Regions from separate parts of the Homo sapiens genome. Here region 2 is linked to region 1. Evidence: chromatin loops called from intact Hi-C (ENCODE). Cell type or tissue: transverse colon. All regions are shown on one strand. Each heading gives the region's core, and the rest is flanking DNA. Links, peaks and the distances in the headings are about the cores only.

Region 1 (11,522 bases), core at 2,302-7,301:
TATCAGTGTATTTTCTTTTCTTTTTTCTTTTTTTTTTTTTTGAGACAGAGTCCTACTCTGTCGCCCAGGCTGGAGTGCAATGATATGATCTCGGCTCACTGCAACCTTCGTTTCCCGGGTTCAAGAGATTCTCCTGCCTCAGCCTCCCAAGTAGCTGGCATTACAGGCTCCCGCTACCAGGCCCAGCTAATTTTTGTATTTTTAGTAGAGACGGGGTTTCACCATGTTGGCCAGGCTGGTCTCGAACGCCTGACCTCAAGTGATTCCCCCACCTTGGCCTCCCAAAGTGCTGAGGTGTGAGCCACTGCGCCCGACCTCAGTGCATTTTCTATTTTCTGATTTCTCAGGGCTTAGATATAAACCATGGAATCTTTTGTTCTTTGTTTTTTCTTAAGATTTTGTCAGCTGTTTCTTTTTATAGGATTTGTGGTTGACAGTTCTTTGCTTTTAACATTTGAGAAATGTTGAGAAACTTTTTTCAGATAAGAAACCCTGTCATTAGAATTCATTTTCTTATAGGTAACATCCTTTCTCCCCAACTGCTTTAGAGGTTTTTTCTTTGTCTTTAGTTTTCAGAAGTTAAATTATGATGTGTCTGCACGAATTTCTTTGGGTTTTTCTGTTTGGAGTTCTCTTAATTTCTTGAGCTGCAGATTTGTCTTTTACCACATCTGAGAAGTTTTCAGTCACTTCTTAGAATAATTTTTCAGTACCACTCTCTGTCTCCTTTCATTCTGTGACTGAATGTTAGATCTTTTGTTACTGTCTCACAGGACGTAAGGCACTATTTTCTTTTAATTTTTTTCCAGTCTTATTTTTTTGTCTGTTGTTTAGATTGGGTAATTCTTGTTTCAAGTTTATTGATTCTTACCTGTGTTATATTCATTCTGCTGTTGAGCTAACCCACCGAGTTATTATTTTGGTTGTTTTTCAGTTCTATAATTTTTATTGGGTTTTTTGTCTATTCTACTTCTTTGGTGAGATTTTCTATTTTGTCATTTGTTTAAAGAGTGTATGTAATGGCTTGTTAAACAATAGGCTGGGCGCGGTGGCTCACGCCTGTAATCCCAGCACTTTGGGAGGCCGAGGCGGGCAGATCACGAGGTCGGGAGATCGAGACCATCCTGGCTAACACGGTGAAACCTCGTCTCTACTAAAAATAAAAAAAATTAGCCAGGCTTGGTGGCGGGTGCCTGTAGTCCCAGCTACTTGGGAGGCTGAGGCGCGAACCCAGGAGGCGGAGCTTGCAGTGAGCGGAGATCGTGCCACTGCACTCCAGCCTGGGAGACAGAGTGAGACTCCATCTCAAAAAAAAAAAAAAAAGAATAATGGCTACTTTAAAATCTCTGTCAGATCATTCCAACATCTGATTCATCCTGTTGTTGGCATCTGTTAATTGTCTTTTCTCATTCAAATTGTGGTTTTCCTGGTTCTTGCTACGATGAATGACTTTTGACTGTATCTTGGACATTTTGGATATTAGGAGTTATAGATCATATTTAAACTTTATGTTTTAGTAGACAGTCACCTGAGAAGGAGCATGTAGCTCCCAGCCTGCCTTTTGTTTCATAACAGCTTTATTGAGATATAATTCACATGCCACATGTTCAACCATTTAAAGTGTAAAATTCATTTACTTTTAGTATATTCATATAGTTGTACATCATTACCACAATCAATTTTAGAACATTTTTACTACCCACAAAAAAACCATACCACACACTCCTTAGCCATTATCCTCAACTCTCCTACTCTTCATCCTCTCCATCCCTAGGCAACCACTAATCTATTTTCTGTCTTTATAGATTCATATTATATAGAATAGAAATATCTATTTTGAGCACATAATAAAGACAATCATATATAATATTGTCCTCCTTTATTTCATTTTTAGAGTAATATATACTATTACCCTATATTAACTATTAATATTTACTAATTTTTTTGTAATTTTAAAGTATTTATAAGTATAAATATAAATTATATTTATTTATAAATAGTGAGCTGCAATTTATTTTTGTAGTGTTTTTGGTTTCAAAATCCAACTAAAATTGGCTGTATATGTAATGAGTTCGGAAGTGTCGTTAAGAATTGGTGTTGCTGGTGCAGTGACTGATGCCTGTAATTCCAGCACTTTGGGAGGCTAAGGCAGGCAGATTGCTTGAGCCCAGGGGTTCAAGACCAGCCTGGGTAACATGATGAAAGCCCGTCTCTATAAAAAAATATGAAAATTAGCATGGCATGGCGGCACACACCTGTAGTACCAGCTGCTTGGGAGGCTGAGGCAGGAGGATCTCTTGAACCTGGGAGGGGAGGCGAGATCCTGCCACTGCACTCCAGCCTGGGCGACAGTGTGAGACCCTGCCTAAAAAAAAAGCCACCAACAAAAATATATATATAAATATATAATATGCATTTAATATGTTTTTAAATATGTATTATATATTTATATGTATATTTTTATTGGTTAAAATATATATTTTTATAGATATACATTTTATATAATATATATTATATATTACACTAAATAATTTATAAGATATATGCATTAACTATATAAATATTAATATGTTTTAAATATATATTTAATATATTAATCTATATTATATTAAATATATTTATATATATATGTTTTTTGAGATGGAGTCTCTCTCTGTCACCAGGTTGGAGTGCAGTGGCGCGATCTTGGCTCACTGCAACCTCCGCCTCCCGGGTTCAAGCCATTCTCCTGCCTCAGCCTCCTGAGTAGCTGGAACTACAGGCACGTGCCACCAAGCCCGGCTAATTTTTGTATTTTTAGTAGAGACGGGGTTTCACCATGTTGGCCAGGATGGTCTCCATCTCTTGACCTCATGATCTGCCCACCTCAACCTCCCCTCCCAAAGTGTTAGGATTACAGGTGTGAGCCACCATACCTGACCCTAATATTATATATATGTATATATATATATTTTTTGAGATGCAGCCTTGCTCTGTCGCCCAGGCTGGAGTGAAGTGGCGCGATCTCGGCTCGCTGCAAGCTCTGCCTCCTGGGTTCACACGATTCTCCTTCCTCAGCCTCCTGAGTAGCTGGGACTACAGGTGCCTGCCACCACGCCCAGCTAATTTTTTGTATTTTTAGTAGAGATGGGGTTTCACCATGTTAGCCAGGATGGTCTCGATCTCCTGACCTCGTGATCCGCCCGCGTCGGCCTCCAAAGTGCTGGGATTACAGGCGTGAGCCACCGCGCCCAGCCTCCTAATATATATTTTTAAGAAGAATTAGTGTCAATTTTTTTTTTTAACTTTTGATAGAATTTACTAGTGAAGCCATCTTGTCCTGGTTTTTCTTTTTCTTTCTTTTTTTTTTTTTTTGAGACGGAGTCTCGCTTTGTCGCCCAGGCTGGAGTGCAGTGGCACGATCTCGGCTCACTGCAAGCTCCACCTCCTGGGTTCACGCCATTCTCCTGCCTCGGCCTCCCAAGTAGCTGGGACTACAGGCGCCCGCCACGACGGCTGGCTAATTTTTGTATTTTTAGTAGAGACGGGGTTTCACCGTGTTAGCCAGGATGGTCTGGATCTCCTGACCTTGTGATCCGCCCGCCTTGGCCTCCCAAAGTGCTGGGATGTGAGCCACCGCGCCCGGCCAATGTCCTGGTTTTTCTTTGTGGAAAATTTTAAATTACTCTTTCACTTGCTTTGTTATAGATTTATTCAGATTTTTAATATTTTCTTGAGTCAGTATTAGTAGTTTGTATCTTTTAGAAATTTGTCCATTTTATCTAGATTACTTTGTTGGATTATGCTTGTTTATGATCACTTTTATTTTTGTAGGGTTGGTAGTTACGTCTCCTTTTCATTACTGATTTTCATAATTTGAGTCTTCTCTCTTTTGTTATTGGTCGGTCTAGCTAAAAGATTGTTAATTTTGCTGATCTTTTCAAAGAACCAGTTTTTGGTTTTGTTGATTTTCTCTGTTCTATTTTCTGTTTTATTTATTTCACTGTAGTCTTTATTATTTCCTTCTTTCTGATGGTTTTGGTCTTGTTTGCTCTTTTTCTTTTTTTTTTTTGAGACGGAGTCTTGCTCTGTCGCCCAGGCTGGAGTGTAGTGGCGCGATCTTGGCTCACTGCAGCCTCCACCTCCCAGGTTCAAGTGATTCTCCTGCCTCGGCCTCCCGAGTAGCTGGGATTACAGGTGCCTGCCACCACGCCCAGCTAATTTTTGTATTTTTAGTAGAGACGAAGTTTCACCATGTTAGCCAGGATGGTCTCAATCTCCTGACCTCGTGATCTGCGTGCCTCAGCCTCCCAAAGTGCTGGGATTACAGGCGTAAGCCATTGCACCCAGCCCTGTTTGCTCTTTTTCTAGTTTCTTAAGGGAGAAAGTTAGGTTGTTGATTTGCAATCTTTTTTAATACAGGTGTTTACGCTATAAATTCCCTCATAGCACTGCTTTTGCTGCATCCCATGAGTTTTGTACTTTCAACTCAAAGTATTTTGTAATATTCCTAATGTTTTCTTTTTTTGCTCATTGGTTATTTAGGAGGGTGGTATTTCATTTCCACATATTTGTAAATTTCCCAAACTTTTTTTTTGGTTATTGTTTTTTAATTTTATTTCATTTTGGTCAGAGAATATACTTTATATGTTTTCAGTGGTTTAAATATATTGGGACTTGTTCGAAAGCCTAACACATGGTCTATCCTAGAGAAAGTTCCATGTCATTTGAGAACAATATATATTTTGCCATTGTTGCTTGGAGGCTTGTATAGATATTTGTTAGATCTAGTTGATTTGTAGTATTGTAGTCTTCTATTTCCTTGCTGATATTTTGTCTAGTTGCTTTATCCATTAGTGAAAGTGGGATAGTGAGGCCTCCAACTGTTATTGTTAAATTGTCTATTTCTCACTTGAATTCTGTCAGTTTTTGCTTCATGTATTTTAGGGCTCTGTTGTTATTTGCATATATGTTTATAATTGTATTTTTTTGATGAATTGTTGGATTTTCCCTCTTATAAAATGTCTTTTTTGTCTCTTTTGTGGTAACAATTTTTGTCTTAAAGTGCATTGTATCTGACATTGTATAGTTTGCTGTTTGCATGATATATCTTTTCCCTTTGTTTTGCTTTCAGCCTGTTTGGTCTTTGAATCTAACACATCATTTATTTATTTATTTGTTTGTTTGTTTGTTTGTTTGAGATGGAGTCTTGCTCTGTCGCCCAGGCTGGAGTGCACTGGTGTGATCTCGGCTCTGCCTCCTGGGTTCAAGCAATTCTCCTGTCTCAGCCTCCCGAGTAGCTGGGACTACAGGCGTGTGCCACCATGCCTGGCTAATTTTTTGTATTTTTAGTAGAGGTGGGGTTTCACCATGTTGACCAGGATGGTTTTGATCTCCTGACTTTGTGATCCGCCCGCCTCGGCCTCGCAGAGTGCTGGGATTACAGGTGTGAGCCACCGCGCCTGGCCTTTTTCTTTTTTTTGAGATGGAGTCTGACCCTGTCGCCCAGGCTGGAGTGAAGTGGTACGATCTTGGCTCACTGTAACCTCTGCCTCCCGGATTCAAGCAATTCTCCTGCCTCAGCCTCCTGAGTAGCTGCGATTACAGGCACCCACCACCATGCCCAGATAATTTTTGTGTTTTATTAGAGACAAGGTGTCACCATGTTGGTCAGGCTGGTCTCAAACCCCTGACCTCAAGTGATCTGCCCGCCTTGGCCTCCCAACATGCTGGGATTATAGGTGTGAGCCACTGTACCCGGTCCCCCTTAAGATTCATTCTAATGTCATTTTCTTCGTGTAGCCTTTTCTGAGCCTATGGATGTGATCCTTCCTTGAAATGCCTGTATGTCTTTGTTCATGCCTTTTGTATGCTCTTTTTATTATTTTATCATGGCATATATGGTTAGTTTCTTTTCTTCTCTCCTTGCTAAGCTACTAGTTCTTTGAAGGCAGATGATAAATCATACTCATTTATATGCTCATTTAATGTATGTAACATTTAATTGAAATGTATGAGTAAGAATTTTCTACCCTGTAAAAATTAAATAACAGTACATGGTTGTACATGTGATATGTTTTTATAATTATTGGAAAGGTATAACAAGACAATGAAAGTTCAGTTTTGCCCACAGAAATTGCTATTATAGGGCTGGGCGCGGTGGCTCACGCCTGTAATCCCAGCACTTTGGGAGGCTGAGGCGGGGAGATCACAAGGTCAGGATATCAAGACCATTCTGGCTAACACAGGTGAAACCCCATCTCTACTAAAAATGCAAAAACGTTAGCTGGGTGTGGTGGCGGGCGCCTGTAGTCCCAGCTACTTGGGTGTCTGAGGCAGGAGAACGGCATGAACTTGGGAGGTGGAGCTTGCAGTGAGCTGCGATTGCACCACTGCACTCCAGCCTGGGTGACAGAGCAAGACTCCATCTCAAAAAAAAAAAAAATTGTTATTATAGTGTTTTATTTTATTTTATTTTATTTTGAGGCAGAGTCTGGCTCTGTCATCTAGGCTGGAGTGCAGTGGCGCAATCTCAGCTCACAGCAACCTCTGCCTCCCCGGTTTAAGCAATTCTTTTGCCTCAGCCTCTTGAGTAGCTGGGACTTCAGGCATGTACCACCACGCCTGGCTAATTTTTTTTTTTTTTTTTTTTTGGTATTTTTAGTAGAGACAGGGTTTTGCCATGTTGGCCATGCTGGTCTCGAACTCCTGACCTCAAGTGATCCACCCGCTTCAGCCTCCCAGAGTGCTGGGATTACAGGCATGAGCCACTGCACCTGGCCATAGCAGTGGTTTCTGATCAAATATTTGATGCCCAGCTTTTCATAGAGAACATCACAAAATTCCAGCTCCAAGTAATTTTGGGCTAGAGGCATAATTTCCCACAACAAACATGGGAAACCTACTTTCATATGAGAGTGACTAGGCTAAAGCAAAACTAAACTGGAAAATATACAGGAAAGGTAGAGCTATTTGCCAGGCTACTTTCTAGCCTCCGTATATATCTGTTATTTCTTGAGTCCAAATCTAGTTCTCCATTCTTAATCTCTCCCAGATGAAATCTTCAGGGACTTGCAGAAAGTGTGCAAATATGCATCCTGCTCATTTTTATAAGTAAAGCATAATGGCTACATGGATTTATAGTTTTCTTCTGTCATTCTAATTAGATCTGAGGTGGTCATGATAGGACAATTCTGGAGAAAATACAGTTCAAAAGCTGAGTATATTTTTAAAAACTATTTGCTAATGAAAGCCTTATAAATAATAGCAGATGGTCTTAAATTTACTTCATTTGCACCATAATTGTTGCATACCTGGCTTTTTGTTCATGCCAAGCCTAATAATGACTGGGACGTACCATGGTATACAGTCAGACCTGGGTTCCAGCTTGGCAAATAATTTGCCATGTAGCAGTATATTAAGGAAGTTTTTTATTCCTTCTGGGCCTCAGTTTCCTTATGTGTAAAATTCTAGAACAGAAATGTTCCTTTACCTTATTTTTCGTTGCAGCAATGTAAGGGATTGCAAAAAAGATTTTGATTCATTCATCAACAAGAGTGCAAAGTGATGATAGAGGCAGATGAAATAGACTGATCAATAAAGGGAGTGGATTAGAAGAGCAAGGGTCAAAGGAAAAAAAAAGGAGGTGAACTCTGTATTTTTAGTTTTTTTTAAATGTAGTCAAACCATATTATAACACTGGAACCAGAAGAAAAAAGTAATGTTCTAATCCTAGGAAAGCATTAGCTGTCTGGGCTTTTATTGAGAAAGTTTTAGCAGGATCAGTCAATGCACATTTATCAAGTGCTCAATATGCTTGTAGTATATTGTTATATACTATGGAGAAACTGAAAAAGATAAGATATAGTCAATATGTCCCAAGAACTCACAACTAATTATACTTATAGAATCTAATTACAGCCATAATTACCTTATTGGCAATCTAAAATTCATTAATTCATTCAAAAGGCTCTAGTTTCAAGGAGCTCACAGCCTACTGGAAAAACAGACAAAGTAACCATGTAGTGTGAGATGTGATATAGGGTAAATACAAGGGCACTAGGAAGGACACCTGTGTCGTATGTGGCAGAGAGCTTTCAGGAAAGCTGCGCAGGAAAGATGGCATTAAAGTGGAATGTTGAAGGATGAGTGAGAGTCATCAGGCAGAGAGACACGCAAAAGCTGCAGTGCATGCGGAGGCTCAAACAAGGAAGGGATGCTTCAGGTGGATGACAGTGGCACTGGGTGAGTGTGTGGGGGTGGTGGGTGGGTGGGTGGTGAAACAGGCTGGGGAGCAGACAAGGGCTGGGTCAGGAACGGCCTTGTACTAACGTTATGGTGAGGACTTAATTTTTTTGAAAAAAGTAGAAAGTTGTGGAAGAGGTTTAAGCAAGGGAGCATCATAAGTATATTTGCATTTTAGAAAGGTCGTTCCTGGCTGGGAGCGGTGGCTAACACCTGTAATCCCAATGTTTTGGGAGGCCAAGGTGGGTAGATCACCTGAGGTCAGGAGTTTGAGACCAGACTGGACAACATGGTGAAACCCCGTCTCTACTAAAAATGCAAAAATTAGCTGGGTGTGGTGGCACATGCCTGTAATCCCAGCTACTCGGGAGGCTGAGGCAGGAGAATTGCTTGAACCTGGGAGGTGGAGGTTGCAGTGAGCCGAGATTGTGCCACTGCACTCCAGCCTGGGCAACAGAGTGAGACTCCGTCTTAAAAAAAAAAAAAAGCTAATTCCTGAGACAAGTTAGTGATTCAACTGATGGAAAGAAGTCAGAACTCAGACCATTTAGGAGGCTGTGGAGTTCATATGAGAAAGGAAGAGGGTGAGGATTAAACTGATTTTTTTTCCGTAATTATCAGCAGGGAAAAAAATTGAGGGAAATCAAGTAAAGGGAGATGAAGGAGGAAGAATTGACGGGACTTTACCAGTTACTCATGGAGAGGTTAAGGGAGAAACTACATAAAGGTTCCCTGGTTTTAAGCTTGAGAATCAGAGAGAAAGTGGTTCATTGACCAATGGAGGAAAGGGAAGAGTAAAAGAGATTTACTAGGGAAGGTAGGTTCCATTTAGTGTTCGTTGAGTGTAACATGCCGGTGAACATCCAGATAGAATTGTCCCTTAGCCTTTAAATGATCAAGTCTGAGATTGGGATAGAAGTCTTGGTTGCAAATCGATTTGAATCATTACAGTGTAAGTGAGAGCTGGCTGCAGATGAAGCAGGGTGAGTGTAGGAGTGTGAGTAAGGGAATGCAGTGCTGTAAATTAATCTTTGGTCACTGCTTTGTGATGTTGCTTTTGAAACATAAGTTTGAATACAGAGTTGACTTTTTAAAATCTGGGCTTTTCTTTTTAGTGTCATTGATTACTGTTAGTATTCTAACAGTTAATATCTGTAGGACTCTTTCTTTCCAAAGACTTGGAAAACTGTTTTTCCTCTCTGCTATGAATTTTGTAATTATTTTATTGATTGCAGAATATCTTTTTGAGGCAATGATTGAAATTGCAAAGTTTTTTTCATCAGTTCCAGATTACTTTCTTTCTGTTTATTCATAGTTCCTTGTTTCATTTTCGATGTTTATTTGTTGACTATTTGCTTTATATCAGATGACTTTATAGGTATTTTAAGGGGATTTAAGAAAGATATCACTAGTTACCTATTCGTCTATAAATTCCTTGCTTAGGCCAAGTGTGGTGGCTCACGCCTGTAATCCCAGCACTTTGGGAGGCCGAGGCAGGTGGATCACAAGGTCAGGAGATTGAGACCATCCTGGCTAACACGGTGAAACCCTGTTATTAAAAAATACAAAAAAAGAATTAGCTGGGCGTGGTGGCAGGCACCTGTAGTCCCAGCTACTGGGGAGGCTGAGGCAGGAGAATGGCATGAACCCCGGGAGGTGGAGCTTGCAGTGAGCTGAGATCGTGCCACTGCACTCCAGCCTGGGCCACAGAGTGAGACTCCGTTTCAAAAAAAAAAAAAAAATTTCCTTGCTTTGTATTTTATCTGGTGTTCATGTATCTGCTGCATATTAAATAATGAATGGGTTTTAATTTGTGATTTAAAGGAACTTAAATAGTCTAGTGAGGTAAACTAACCACAATACAGTGGTATGTGTGCTTTGAGGTTACAGAAGAGGGAACAATTGATTTTTGTGCAGGAAAGACGAAAAAAGGCAGTCAGGGACAGGTTGACTGAGGAGATATGTGTAAAAGAGAGAAAGCGGCATGGTACTGGAGGCAGCACCATGAGCAGAGGCCAGGCGTGGAGGGGTCTGATGTCAATGGGGAATGATTCTCAGGGGGTCAGGCTGCATGGGAGGAGTGCTGGGAGGTGAAGGTAAAGGTGGAAGATGAGCAGGAGACAGTGAAGGAAGGGTGCCCTGGGCCCCTGTTCTTTAAAAGCCCCTTCACATGTTTCCATGTGATTGCCCCAGCAGTGCTGTGAGAGAGAACTTGCAGGTGTCCCTTTTTCCTTTGCATTTTGTCTCCAGTCTGTCTTCTTCCTTTTGTAATTTCTACTCTAATTACTTGTGAAGAAGGGTTTGATTATCATTATCTCTATTTTGTGGATGACAGAACTGAAGCTTAATGATTTATCTAGTGCCATGTGACTAAGAAAAAACTGATTCCAGACTAGAGCCCAGGTCTTCTGACTCTAATACACCAGGCTTCTTTTACATTAATTCAATGCCATCTTCTCTTCTACTTTTTCTATTCAGTTACTTTTCATTCTAAAGGTTATGAGGGGCTGGGTGTGGTGGTTCATGTTTGTAATTCCAGCACTTTGGGAGGCTGATGTGGGAGGATCACTTGAGGCCAGGGGTTCAAGACCAGCCTGGGCATCATAAGGAGGCCTTGTCTCTACAAAAAAGAAAGAAAGAAAGAAACAAAAAATTAGCCAGGTATGGTTTGCATGCCCCTGCAGTCCCAGCTACTTAGGAGGCTGAGGTGGGAGGATCACTTGAGCCCAGGAGTTGGAGGCTGCAGTGAGCTATATGCCATTGCACTCCAGCCTGGGTGACAGAGTAAGACCCTGTCTCAAAAAAAAAAAAAAAAAAAAAAAAGTTACAAGTTTGGTAGAAAAATGGCATAAACTTGAGTTACCGAATAAGAATATATAATTTGAAGAAATTTGCTTTCTTTGTTCCTCATCATGGGTGGTCTAAACAGATTATAAACATGAACTTGATGAATCTAAAAGATAAATAGTTTAGCCAACAATGATTTCCTGATTTATAGGTCTGAGAAGTTTGGAACTTGGTAACTTCAATTTTTTATTTTGTTTTATTTCATTTTAACTCTTTATTATGAAAAATTTCAAACATATCCAAAATAGAGACTGCTATATTGAGCCCTCAAGTGCCCATCACTCAGCTTCAACAGTGAGCTCATAGCAGTCTAATTTCATATATACCCTCCACACATTCCTGCTCTCAGATATTTCTGAAGCAAAGCCGAGACATCATTTCATTTAACTTGAACCTTTACAGATGTTTTGCTTTAGTTTAACTTGTGCTCCTGTCTCCATTTGTGTTCTAGG
Region 2 (11,522 bases), core at 4,191-9,190, 51 kb after region 1:
GCAGTAAGCTGGGGCAATTATGGGGATCACTTTTTTCCCCATTTCTCGGGAAACAGTCTTCTTCATTGCCCCTAATATCCAGTGTTTTGAAAATTGTTGTGCAACGTATATTGTCTTTTTTTTTTTTTTTTTGGTTCTTTCGGGTTGGATTACTTTGAAGCCTTTCATTTATAGATATTTCAATATGGTCCTTTGAAAGATAAGCACTCTTTACTTTTTTCTGAAACCTTTTATATTATCTGAACTCATCACGTGTGGGCAGCACTGTGTTGCTGTGTTCATGAAACATTTATAAGTTATGTACTAGTTTGCTTTATTTCCCAGTATATCAGTTTTGTTCAGTAACAATCATTTGATAGATTAGTGCTCACCTTTAAATTTTTTAAAATTTTGGGCAGCTGATGGCTATGTGTGTTATCTCCTATTTCTTTATGTTATCCTGGATTCAGAGCCATAGAATACTACCTAGATTCTTTAGGAAAGTCTTTGTGTGCCTGACATTCTGTTTATTCTTTTCATATATTTAAAAAAATATATTTAATACATGTATTTTTCCATAAAATATATGTTGTCATATTGGGTTCAGATCTTGGCTTTACCACTTACTGACTGTGGGACCTTGAATCAGATACCTAACCTTTGTATGCCTCATTTTCTTCATGTGTAAAATGGTGATAGTAATGGCATTTACGTCATAGGGTTGTTAATAAGGTTTAAATGCATTAATAATATGTAAAGAGCTTAGGATAGTATCTGGCATCTAAGTGCTATAAATGTGTGTTAGCTCTTATTATTTTTACCACAACTACCACCACCACTGCATATATTACTGCTAGTGTCCATGCCAGGAGAACCATGTCTGTTCCCTAGGTGGCATATGGGTGTGTGTATGTAAAGATGAGGTGACTGTGTGGTCTTGTGCTGCTCTCTCTGAGCCCTCCTTGGCCTCTGGAGTAATAGTATTGCTGTCCACCTGGTCAATGTGTCCTGCTGATAAGTGCTGTTGCAGTCTGTGGTCAGCAAATGGTCCAGTGGTTCTCCTTGCTTCACTGGCCTCACCTTGGCTCATGCTGACTCTGAGGTTTGGGTGTCATATTCTTTAAGCCCTGGACCTGGGCAGTAAGACAAATAGCCCTTAGTTACTGAATCTCTTTGCCTCCCCTGGGGCAAAACCCTGTCCTTCAGTGATTTTGCTAGCAGAATCCCCACCTCCCTTCCTCTTCTTTCATTGGGCATACAGAAAATTTGGGATGCCTTTTATGCCTTGTGGGAGCCAGAGAACTCTGGATAACTAAATCCATGCCCTCCTTCCTCCTAACCCTTCTATGTTGATGATTCCGCCCCCACATTTTCATTAAGGGTCATCTTGTGTAGCAGTCTCCTCCCAGAACCCCAAATGGGAGATGGATCAAAGATGCCTGTTTTTTTAGCTTTTTCTTCCATCTGCCTAGCATGTCTTTTCCCTTTTGGAACTCTATCCTGGAGAGAGGAGATGAGAACAGACTTGTGTCACTGCTGCTTCCTTCCCACTGTTCTCTTCTCCTGTCATGAAGACACCAGAAGTCTAGGCCGGGTAGACTTTCCATTTCCTCTTCCACTTTCCTTTGGGCATGATGGCAGGTGTGATACTGGGAAGGGGGAATCTGCTTGCTGATAAGGAAATGTGTGTTGGGAGATATTTTAAAAAATATAATCCTTGGCTGGGTGCGGTGGCTCATGCCTGTAATCCCAGCACTTTGGGAGGCCGAGGTGGGCAGATCACCTGAGGTCAGGAGTTCAAGACCAGCCTGGCCAACATGGTGAAACCCCATCTCTGCTAAAAATACAAAAAAATTAGCCAGGTGTGGTGGCATGTGCCTGTAGTCCCAGCTACTGGGGAGGCTGAGGTACTAGAATCGCTTGAACCTGAGTGGTGGAGGTTGCAGTGAGCCCAGATCGTGCCACTGCACTCCAGCCTGGGTGACAGAGTGAGACTCCATCTCCATAAAAAAATAAAAAATAAAAAAATAAAAAAATAAAATAAAATATTATCCTTGTTAAACAGGTTAAAGGGAAAAAGAATATTTTAGGGTAAAGGTGGGGGTGCCAGTTTAGATGGGAATTAGGGAAGGTTTCTCTGAGGACATAACACTTGAACAATTTCAAGGCTGTTTTGTAGTATTGACAAAATTTAATACTAGGATCAAGATTGCTTGTGCACAAAGCCAAAAGATGGGCTCTCTTATGCCCTCTTCTTCCCATACTGCAGTTAGTACATTCTGTTTTCTGCAGTGGTAACTCTTTCTGGCCTAATTGCTCAGTTTCTCATACTAGTCTCTGTAACACATTTATTCTGCTTATCACTATAGAGTCCTAGTATGTAGAGGCTGACAAAAACCTGAGGCAATATTTCTTCAAGCAAGCTACCGGTTTCAGAACCATCTGGAACACTTAAAATTGCTCCTCTCGAACCCACTCCAGTGTCATAATTACTAACAGTTTCATTTGGAATCTGATACTGTTGAATTTATCATATTACTTGAGGACGAGCAGTTTGTTATTGTTATCTTTTTAGCCACACAGCATTGTAAATTCTAAGTAAATGCTTGATAAATTGATTTATTAGGAAGCTAGGAGAGAGGCATTTCAAGTGGTTTAAAAAGTTTTGCTATTTGGGGGTGACATCAGCAAAAGCGGCACAGTAAAGAAGTGTAAAATTTTACCCTTCCATAAGAGCGACAGAAGAACTGGCAACACCTGTCAGAATCAACTTTTTCAGAACTCTAGAAATTAACCAAAGACTTGAAAAAAAGTGTGAAGAGTGCTCATTCACAAAAAATGGCTGAATCTTAGTAAGAATAGTGAGCTTACCCAAGCCCCATTCCCTGTTCCATGTGTCAGCTGGGGCTGAAATAACAGCCTGTGTTTCTGTACTGGAGGGAGCAGAACAGACCTCATTGTAAGTATTTGTTTTGCCTTCTTAGGTGGATCCCTGGATGAATGACTTCAAAACCTTGTCTCTATTTCTCCTGACTCAGAACTGCCCTACTTCTGAGATCGGGGAGGACAGTAGTTATCAAGAAACATTTACAGACAAATAATTTAGTCATTGCTTCCTGAATCAAGAAATAACAATGGGGGCAAACAGTAGACTAACTAAAGAGCCTAGGAGCAGAGATTGGGAATGAGATGTCTATGAGAGCTTTGAAAAGCTTCACATATTCCCAAGAATGTAGAAGGCCACATGCTTGGCAAGGACTGTATGCATGCCCAGGGAAGACTTCTACCTCTCGCTGATCTTGAGGCTCTGTGAAAGCAGGAAGTGAAGCCTAAGGCAGAGTTAGAAGCTACCTGGCTAAGTAGTGAAGGTGTATCCCAAACCTACCCAGAGCCCTTCTGCAAAGACAGACAGGTTTTTTGGTTCCAAGCATTTAAGGCAGTCTGTTCAGTTGTTAGCTGGCCATTAAGCTAACAGAATAGAGACTCCAGTGACTGCACATAACAAGGAATACAGATTTTACAGAATTAGTTTTGATAAGTCTTGAAACAAACAACTACAACAATAAGCAGCAACAAAAAATTCTGGAGAGGGGAGAGAATCTGATTCCCAGAGTTGCCACATTATAAGATTTAAAATGTCTAGTGTTTAACAAAAAAGTGTAAGATATGAAACACAACAAGAAAAAAAGCCATGAATAGAAATTGTCCCTGAGGAAGCCCAGACGTTAGAATTTCTAGACAAACACTTTATATTAGCTATTTAAAATAATTCTTCAAGAGCTAAAGAAAACCATATCTTAAACAAAACAAAACAAAACAAAAAACCCAAAAACCTAACTGAAAGTTTGAGAACAGTGTCTCACCAATTGAGAATATCAACAAAAAGATAGAAATTATGAACTAAACCAGATAGACAAGCATGGTAACTGAAATGAAAAATTTGCTTCTAGGGCCCATCAGGAGATTTGAACAGGAAGAAGAAAGAAATTTGAAGGTAGTTCTATTGACTTTATCTAATTTGAAGAACAGAAAAGGAAAAAAGTAATTAGGAAATATAAATAGAGCCTAAAGAGACCTGTGGGATACCATCAAGTGTACCAACATACACATGACAGGAATCTCAGAAGGAGAGGAGAGATGGTGGGGCAGAAGGATATTTGAAGAAATAATGGGCCAGGTGCAGTGGCTCATGCCTGTAATCCCAGAACTTTGGGAGACCAAAACAGGCAGGTCTCTTGAGCCCAAGAGTTTGAGACCAGCCTGCGCAACAGCGTGAAACCCTGTCTCTACAAAAAATACAAAAATTAACCATACGTGATGACATGTGCCTGTAGTCCCAGCTACTCAGGAGGCTGAGGTTGGAGGATCACTTAAGCCCAGGAGGCCATGGCTGCAGTGAGCTGTGATTGCACTACTGCACTGCAGACTGGACGACAGTGTGGAACCCTGTCTCAAAAAAAAAAAAAAGAAAAAAGAAAAAAAGGGAAAGGGAAGTGAAATAGTGGCTAAAACCCCAAATTTGATGGAAAAGCATGCATTTATGCATACAAGAAGCTCAGTAAACTCCAAGCAGGATAAAACCAGAGATTCACAGCTAGACACATCATAATCAAACTGTTGAAAGCCAAAGATAGAATCTTTAAAGCGGCAAGAGAAAAGCAGCTCATCATGTACAGGGTAACCTCAGTAAGATGAACAGCAGACTTCTCACCAGTAACTATGGTGCCCAGAAGGCAATGGGTTGATGTACTCACATCCCTGAAAGGAAAAAGCCCAGCAAAAACTACCATATCTGGCAAAACTCCCCTTGAGAAATGAAAGAGAAAGAAGATATTCCTCATAAACCAAAACTGTGAGAATTGTAGCTAGCAGACCTGCCTACAACAAATGCTAAGGGGAATTCTTCCAGCTGAAATCAAGATGCACTAGATGGTAACTCAAATCTGCATGAAAGAATAAAGAACATGGGTCAAGTTAACTACATCGGTTAACTTAGCACTGGCCCAAGCTGGTTCCCAGAAAAAGGAGACCGTCCAATAATCAACTGCCAGAGGACAGGAAGGATGAAACCATATTTTTCTCTCCTCTTCACTTTCAGGAGCCCTGCACATTTCCCATATTTCAGTATATAATTTTTGAGTAAATTAGCAAGGTGAGATCTTTTCACCAGTCTAATTCTACTAAAAAAAAAAAAAAGTAGGCTTAGTATTATTAGTCCATAGGGAATGCAGTTTAAAACCACAGTGAGATACCCCTCTATATTCACCAGAATGGTTAATATTAAATGAATGGACATTACAGAGTAATGGCAAGGATAATGTTGGTAGGAGTTAAACTAGTATAACCATTTGGGGAAACTATATATTATGGCTACTTAGCAAAACATGCCTAGCTTATAACCCTACAAATCCACTCCTACATATATTCACAACATAAAGAAGTTATACACTTTAAAAATTACACTAAAAGACTTACAGAAGAATATTTATAGCAGCACTATTCATAGTAATAGCTGAAAGCTAGAAATGGATCCAAGTACCTATCAACAGGGGGATGTATAAATAAAATACATTATATTCATGCAATTAGATATTACTCAGCAATAAAAAGAAGCAAACCAGTGATACATACAACATGGTTGAAGCTCAGAAATATACTAAGTGTACACAGCCAGCTGCAAATAAGTATATACTGTAGGTTTCCATTTATATGAAGTTCAAAAGTAGCTAAAACCAATCTTTTGTGATAGTAGTTAGAATAGTGGTTATTCTAGGGGGCTGACTGGGAGGCAACACAAAAGAGACTGTTGAGGGGCTAGAAATGATCACTGTCCTATCTAGGTGGTGGTTACATGGCTGTATATATAAAATTTTGAGTTACACACTTCAGACAGTGTTGCTGTTAAGATCTGTGTATACTCCATATTATGAAAGATAATTTTTAGGATCTTAAAAAAAATCTTGATTGCTCTGTCAGTGTTATTGAAATCAAGGATGTATAATATTATCAAGTTCAATCATCCTAAAAGGAAATTCAATTATAGTTTCATTTTTGTAACTGTTAAAAGCATTAAGATATAAACATGTTAAACAATTCTCCTTTGAGACATAAACATAAAAACAGGTCTACTGATGAGTCTGTTGATTACCCTATTGCATTTTAGCCAATGTTTAAATATTTGGTCATGTATGTTATTCTTGAAGTGCAGAATGTGCTTAGGGTAATTATTAGCAACATTTAACCAAATTGGTTCTGTTATTTCACGCTGGAGGACCAGAGCAGGATGAGTCAGTAAGGGGACTTTTGAGAAATGAAATGTCAGTGTTTTTGCAACCATTTGTAGGCCATAAAAAAAAAAAATCAGATTTGTTCTTACAAAGAATGCAGGACTGGCCAAACACCAAGATGTTGCTACACAGAGAGAATAAAACAACCAGAGACAAAACCACAGCAGAACTGCTTTCATCCCCAAATTGCAGAATAAGTACTGAGATATGACCGAGAAACAGGGGAGAGAAAGGGTAAACAGTGGAGGAAAGAGATTTTTTTGACCTTATGCTAACTATTAATCTGAAGCTAGAAATGCTGATTTTATCTGAAAAATTAGAGCTTTCCACAGTTATTCATTTATTCAACAAATATTTGTTAAACTTCCATTATGTACCTAGAATCATCCTGGGCGCATAAGATGGAGCAGCAGACAAAACAAAAATTCCTGCCCTTATGGAACATATATTGGGGGAGGGGGTGTGGCAGAAATGCATACACATATTGTACATGTAGCAATGAGGTTAGATTAGATGGCTACTTTTTCTCTTTCTTTCCTTCTTTCCTTCCTTTCCTTCCTTTCCTTCCTTCCTTTCGTCCTTTTTTTTTGACAGGGTTTCCATCTATCACCCAGGCTGGAGTGCAGTGGTACAGTCTTGGCTCACTGCAACCTCCTCCTCTCGGGCTGAAGTGATTCTCCTACCTCAGCCTCCCAAGTAGCTGGGATTACAGGCATGTGCCACCACGCCCAGCTAATTTTTATATTTTTAGTAGAGATGAGGTTTTGCCATGTTGCCCAGGCTGGTCTTGAACTCCTGACCTCAAGTGATCCACCCACCTCAGCCTCTCAAAGTGCTGGGATTACAGGTGTGAGCCACTGCACCCGGCCAAGGTGGCTACTTTTTAAAATATGCCATAGTTTAGCCTTCAACTATATATGCCTTATGGAACCTCCAGTTTAATGCTGCTGTTGATACCCCTCTTAGATTTTCTAATGAGACCTTCCTCAGCACTTTAATAATGAAATCTACTATATGACTCAAGGTTGATGTGTCTTACTCAGTGGCAAAGAACAGAATAAGAAATAGATCCAAACATATCGGAATTTAAGACAGTGGAATGATATCTTACAGAAAGGAGTCAGGGTATTGGGTCCTAAAATCAACACAGATCAAAGCTGAAATTAATAAAATAGAGAAAAATAGAATAGGATAAATAAAAACCAAAATCAATTCTTTGGGATGGTCAGTAGAAATGTAAACCCTTTGCAATATTGATGAAAATAAAAGTGAATATGTATCATAAAGGATGAGGAAAGAGAAATAATCACAACTGTAAACGATTTTTTTTTTTTTGAGACAGAATCTTACTCTGTTGCCCAGGCTGGAGTGCCTGGCTCACTGCAACCTCTGCCTCTCAGGTTCAATTGATTCTCCTGCCTTAGCCTCCTGAGTAGCTGGGATTACAGGCACGCGCCACCACGCCTAGCTAATTTTTGTATTTTTAGTAGAGACAGGATTTCACCATGTTGGCCAGGCTGAACTCCTGACTTCAGGTGATCCGCCTGCCTTGGCCTCCCAAAGTGCTGAGGTTACAGGGCGTGAGCCACCACGCCCGGCCTATAAAAGACATTTTTAAAAAATGATAGGAGAATACAAGAAAGTACATTTGTAATACATTTGAAAGTCTAGAAACAGTGGCTGATTTTTGAAGATAGATGGAGAGCTTCAGTAGGTTGATTAGCACCAAAGAGATTAAACGGTGATTAAGAGATATCATTTAAAAAGGAAGAGATGATACACAACTGAATTATTTCTAATCAGTGGAGAACAGATGAGTCCGATGCTATTTAAGCTATTTTAGTAGATGGAAAACTCCCCATTCATTTTCCAAAGCTATGATTTAATGTCAGAACCCAATAGAAATTACATAAAAGAAAACTTTAGATTAGTTTTCTTATGCATGCAGATGCTAAAACCATAAATAAAATACCAGTAAATAGAATTCAGCAGTGTAGCAAAAACTGATCAGCTATTATGACCAAATAGTTTTTATTTCAGCAACAAAAGAATAGTTCACTACTAGAAAAATCTGTCAACAGAATGTACTACATCAATAAATTAAAGGAGAAAACCATATGATCATATCATTCAGTGCTGAAAAGGCTCTGGGTACAATTCAGTTGTCATTCATAATAAAAGCTCTTAAGAAGGAACAGGAAAAACACTACCTAGATATAGTAAAGACTGCACTCAACATGTTTTTACTAAGCATCCATTATATGCCCAGTAATATTCCAGCAGTTAACAGACAAAACATTTAGAGCCATCTCATTTTTTAAAAAAGAAGGAGTTGAATGTTTAGTTTGTCAGATGGTAATAAGCGCTTTGAAATAAGAAATAAAGCAGGGAATAGGAGGTTGCCAAGAGCTGGGATGTAGGAATTGTCAGGGAAGGACTCATTGGTAAGGTGATATTTGAGTAGAGAACTGTAGGAGAGCAAGTCAACAAAGCAGGCAAAAATTCCAGCCATCATGTATCCTACGGTCTCATGGTGGGGGAGGGGGCAATACAAAAAACATGATAAAAACATATAGCATATTAGAAGGTTATAGTGGAAAAAAGGAAAAACAGAGGAAAGTAAAGGGGACCAGGGCCCAGAGGATTTTGAAGGTCAGATTATAAAGTTAGTAGTCTCATTGAGAAGGTGATATCTGAGCAAAGTCTCAAAGGAGGTGAGGGAGTTAGCCAAGTAGATATTACAGGAAGGAGTGCTCCAGGCAGAGAGAAGAGTCACAGTAAAGTAGCTATCAAGAGACCACGCCTGGCCTAGTCAAGGACCTACAAAGATGTCAATAGGACTGGAGTAGAGTGAACAAGGGAGTGTGTGAAGGTCAGGTTATTTTATGTGGGACCTTGTAGACCACTGGAAGGACTATTTTAAAAATTACCTTAATGAATTTTTATAAGGCAAACACTCTTATAACTATTACCCATGTTAAGAAATAGAACCATATCAGTCAGTCCAGAAGCTTTTTCATGTACCCTATCCCAAACTAAGTCCCCTCCTCTTCTCCCAAACTATCCACTATTTTGGCACCTTTAGAAATCACTTACTCTGCTTCTTTATACTTTTATTACCCAAATGTGCATTTAGACATTGTAGCTTATTCTTACTCATTAAAAATAATTTGACAAGTCTTCTCTTTTAATCGACAGATTTCCAAGTGATCCATTCCTTTCTTTACCATACACTATTTTTTGAAGAACCCAAGCTATTTAGCCTGTAAAGTTATTCACAATCTGAATTTTGCTGATTGGAAAATTGTGCAGTTTTGCAATCGAACTGCTGATTATCCAGCATGTTCTTCTGAATTCTCTACTTCCTGTAAATTGATCGCTGAGCCCAGAGGCTTAATCACACTCAAGGTCTTATTTGGTGAGGCTATATACATTATGTGTGGTTGTCATTTTTCTTGTGATTTTAGCAGCCATTGATCCTCAGTGCCTAGATTCATCAATTTGTTGACTATTGTAAAGTGCTGATATTCTAATTCTGATCTCTTTTCTACATCTTACTTGGAACAATTTTATGAAGAGACATATCCTTGCCTCTATATTTTTTGGTTGCCCAGGGTTACAGCTTTTCATATACAAAAAGCATAATAAATACTTGATTCTTTTGCTTTTTTGGGGCCAGTTTTCAAGATAATGGTTTGGTTCCTTTTCATCTTCCCAAGAGACCAATTTTATATGTTTCTATCTGTTGCAATTAGCATTTTTATTGAGTTCAAATTGTTCCTTCTCTGGCCACTAGATGCTTCTACACATTGCCTCCTGAGTACTTTTGCTGTGACCTCAGTTGTGTCTGATAGCTTCCTTGCTACCTGGTATGATAACATCTGGTGTGACAAGATAGTACATGCTCAGCTGAGCTTAGTGATCAGCTGGGACTACAGGTGCCCGCCGCCACGCCCGGCTAATTTTTGTATTTTTAGTAGAGACGGGGTTTCACCCTGTTAGCCAGGATCATCTTGATCTCCTGATCTCGTGATCTGCCCGCCTCAGCTTCCCAGAGTGCTGGGATTACAGGCGTGAGCCACCGTGCCTGGCTTGTTTATTTTATATCAGTGCAAGTTGGTACCCTTTGACCTACATCTCCCCATTTCCTCCCATTTCTGCCCCTGGTAACCACCATCCTACTCTGCTTTGATGTGTTTTACTTTTTTAGATTCTGCATATAAGTGAGATCATACAGTATTTGTCTTTCTGTGTCTAATTTATTTCACTTAGCATAATGTCCTCCAGGTTTATCCATGTTGTTACAAATGGCAGTGTCTCCTTTTTAAAGGCTGCATAATATTTCATTGTGAGTATATATTAATCCATATATATGTATATATCCATATCCATATCGTATATGTATCACCATTTCTTTAGCCATTCATCCCTACATTTTAGGATTTTTTTTTTTCATTTTAGGACATTTTCAAAGGATTGTAAAAATTCTAAAAAGAGAATACGCAACAGATTATTCTTTGGATTATAGAGCCTAAACTATTTGCTGTCTAGTCTTTTACAGAAAAAATTTGCTGACATACACTCTAGTAGATTCTTCAGAAAGTGTCTGTGGGAACAATATTCTCTGAGTTTGTAACTTTGATAACAGCTGCTCTGTGCCTTTTATACTTTTACAAGTCATTTTTCCTGGATGTAAGATTCTTGGCTTATTTTTCTTCCATATGTATATTAAATAGATTGTTCAATTTCTTCTGGGGGAAAAAAGTATTGATATTCTACAAGAAAAGAAAATTAGAAGCCAGTATTTCTGGTGAATATAGATGCAAAAATCCTCAACAAAATATTAGGAAACAAAATTCATCAGCACATTTATAAGGATCATTCACCATAATCAAATGGGACTTATATTTGGGATACAAAGGTGATTCAAAATAATGCAAATTAATAAATGCGATATACCACATTTACAGAATGAAGGACAAAAATCGTATGATCACCTCAATAGATGCAGAAAAGGCATTTGACAAAATTCAGCATCTTTTCATGATAAAAACTCTCAACCAAATTAGATACAGAAGGAAGGTATGTCAACACAATAAAGACTATCATAAGCCCACAGCTGACATCATCCTCAGTGGTGAAAAGTTGAAAGCTTTTCCTGCAAGATCAGGAACAAGACAGAATACCCACTCTCACCCCAATTCTTTTTTTTTTTTTTTTTCTGAGACATGGTTTCACTCTGTTGCCCAGGTTGGA

Evidence for each region. Hi-C counts contacts between places; a loop is a spot of excess contacts. Peaks named below come from ENCODE experiments on the same cell type or tissue, not always from the same donor. Only the 100,000 strongest peaks of a DNase experiment are listed, where the experiment ranks them.
Region 2: it touches region 1 in a loop (5-fold over the local background); 4 of 110 quality-filtered maps call a loop at or near these places.

What each region holds. Positions count from the first base shown.
Region 1 is chr7:66,212,437-66,223,958 of GRCh38, forward strand. The region is part of intron 1 of TPST1 (tyrosylprotein sulfotransferase 1); the gene reads left to right. Among named protein-coding and RNA genes, the nearest start is that of TPST1, 13 kb to the left of the region's middle. In transverse colon, for the core only: no CTCF peak of the experiment used is centred there; no DNase peak of the experiment used is centred there.
Region 2 is chr7:66,261,118-66,272,639 of GRCh38, forward strand. All of the region lies in intron 2 of TPST1 (tyrosylprotein sulfotransferase 1), which reads left to right. Among named protein-coding and RNA genes, the nearest start is that of TPST1, 62 kb to the left of the region's middle. In transverse colon, for the core only: no CTCF peak of the experiment used is centred there; no DNase peak of the experiment used is centred there; H3K27ac peaks cover 880 bases.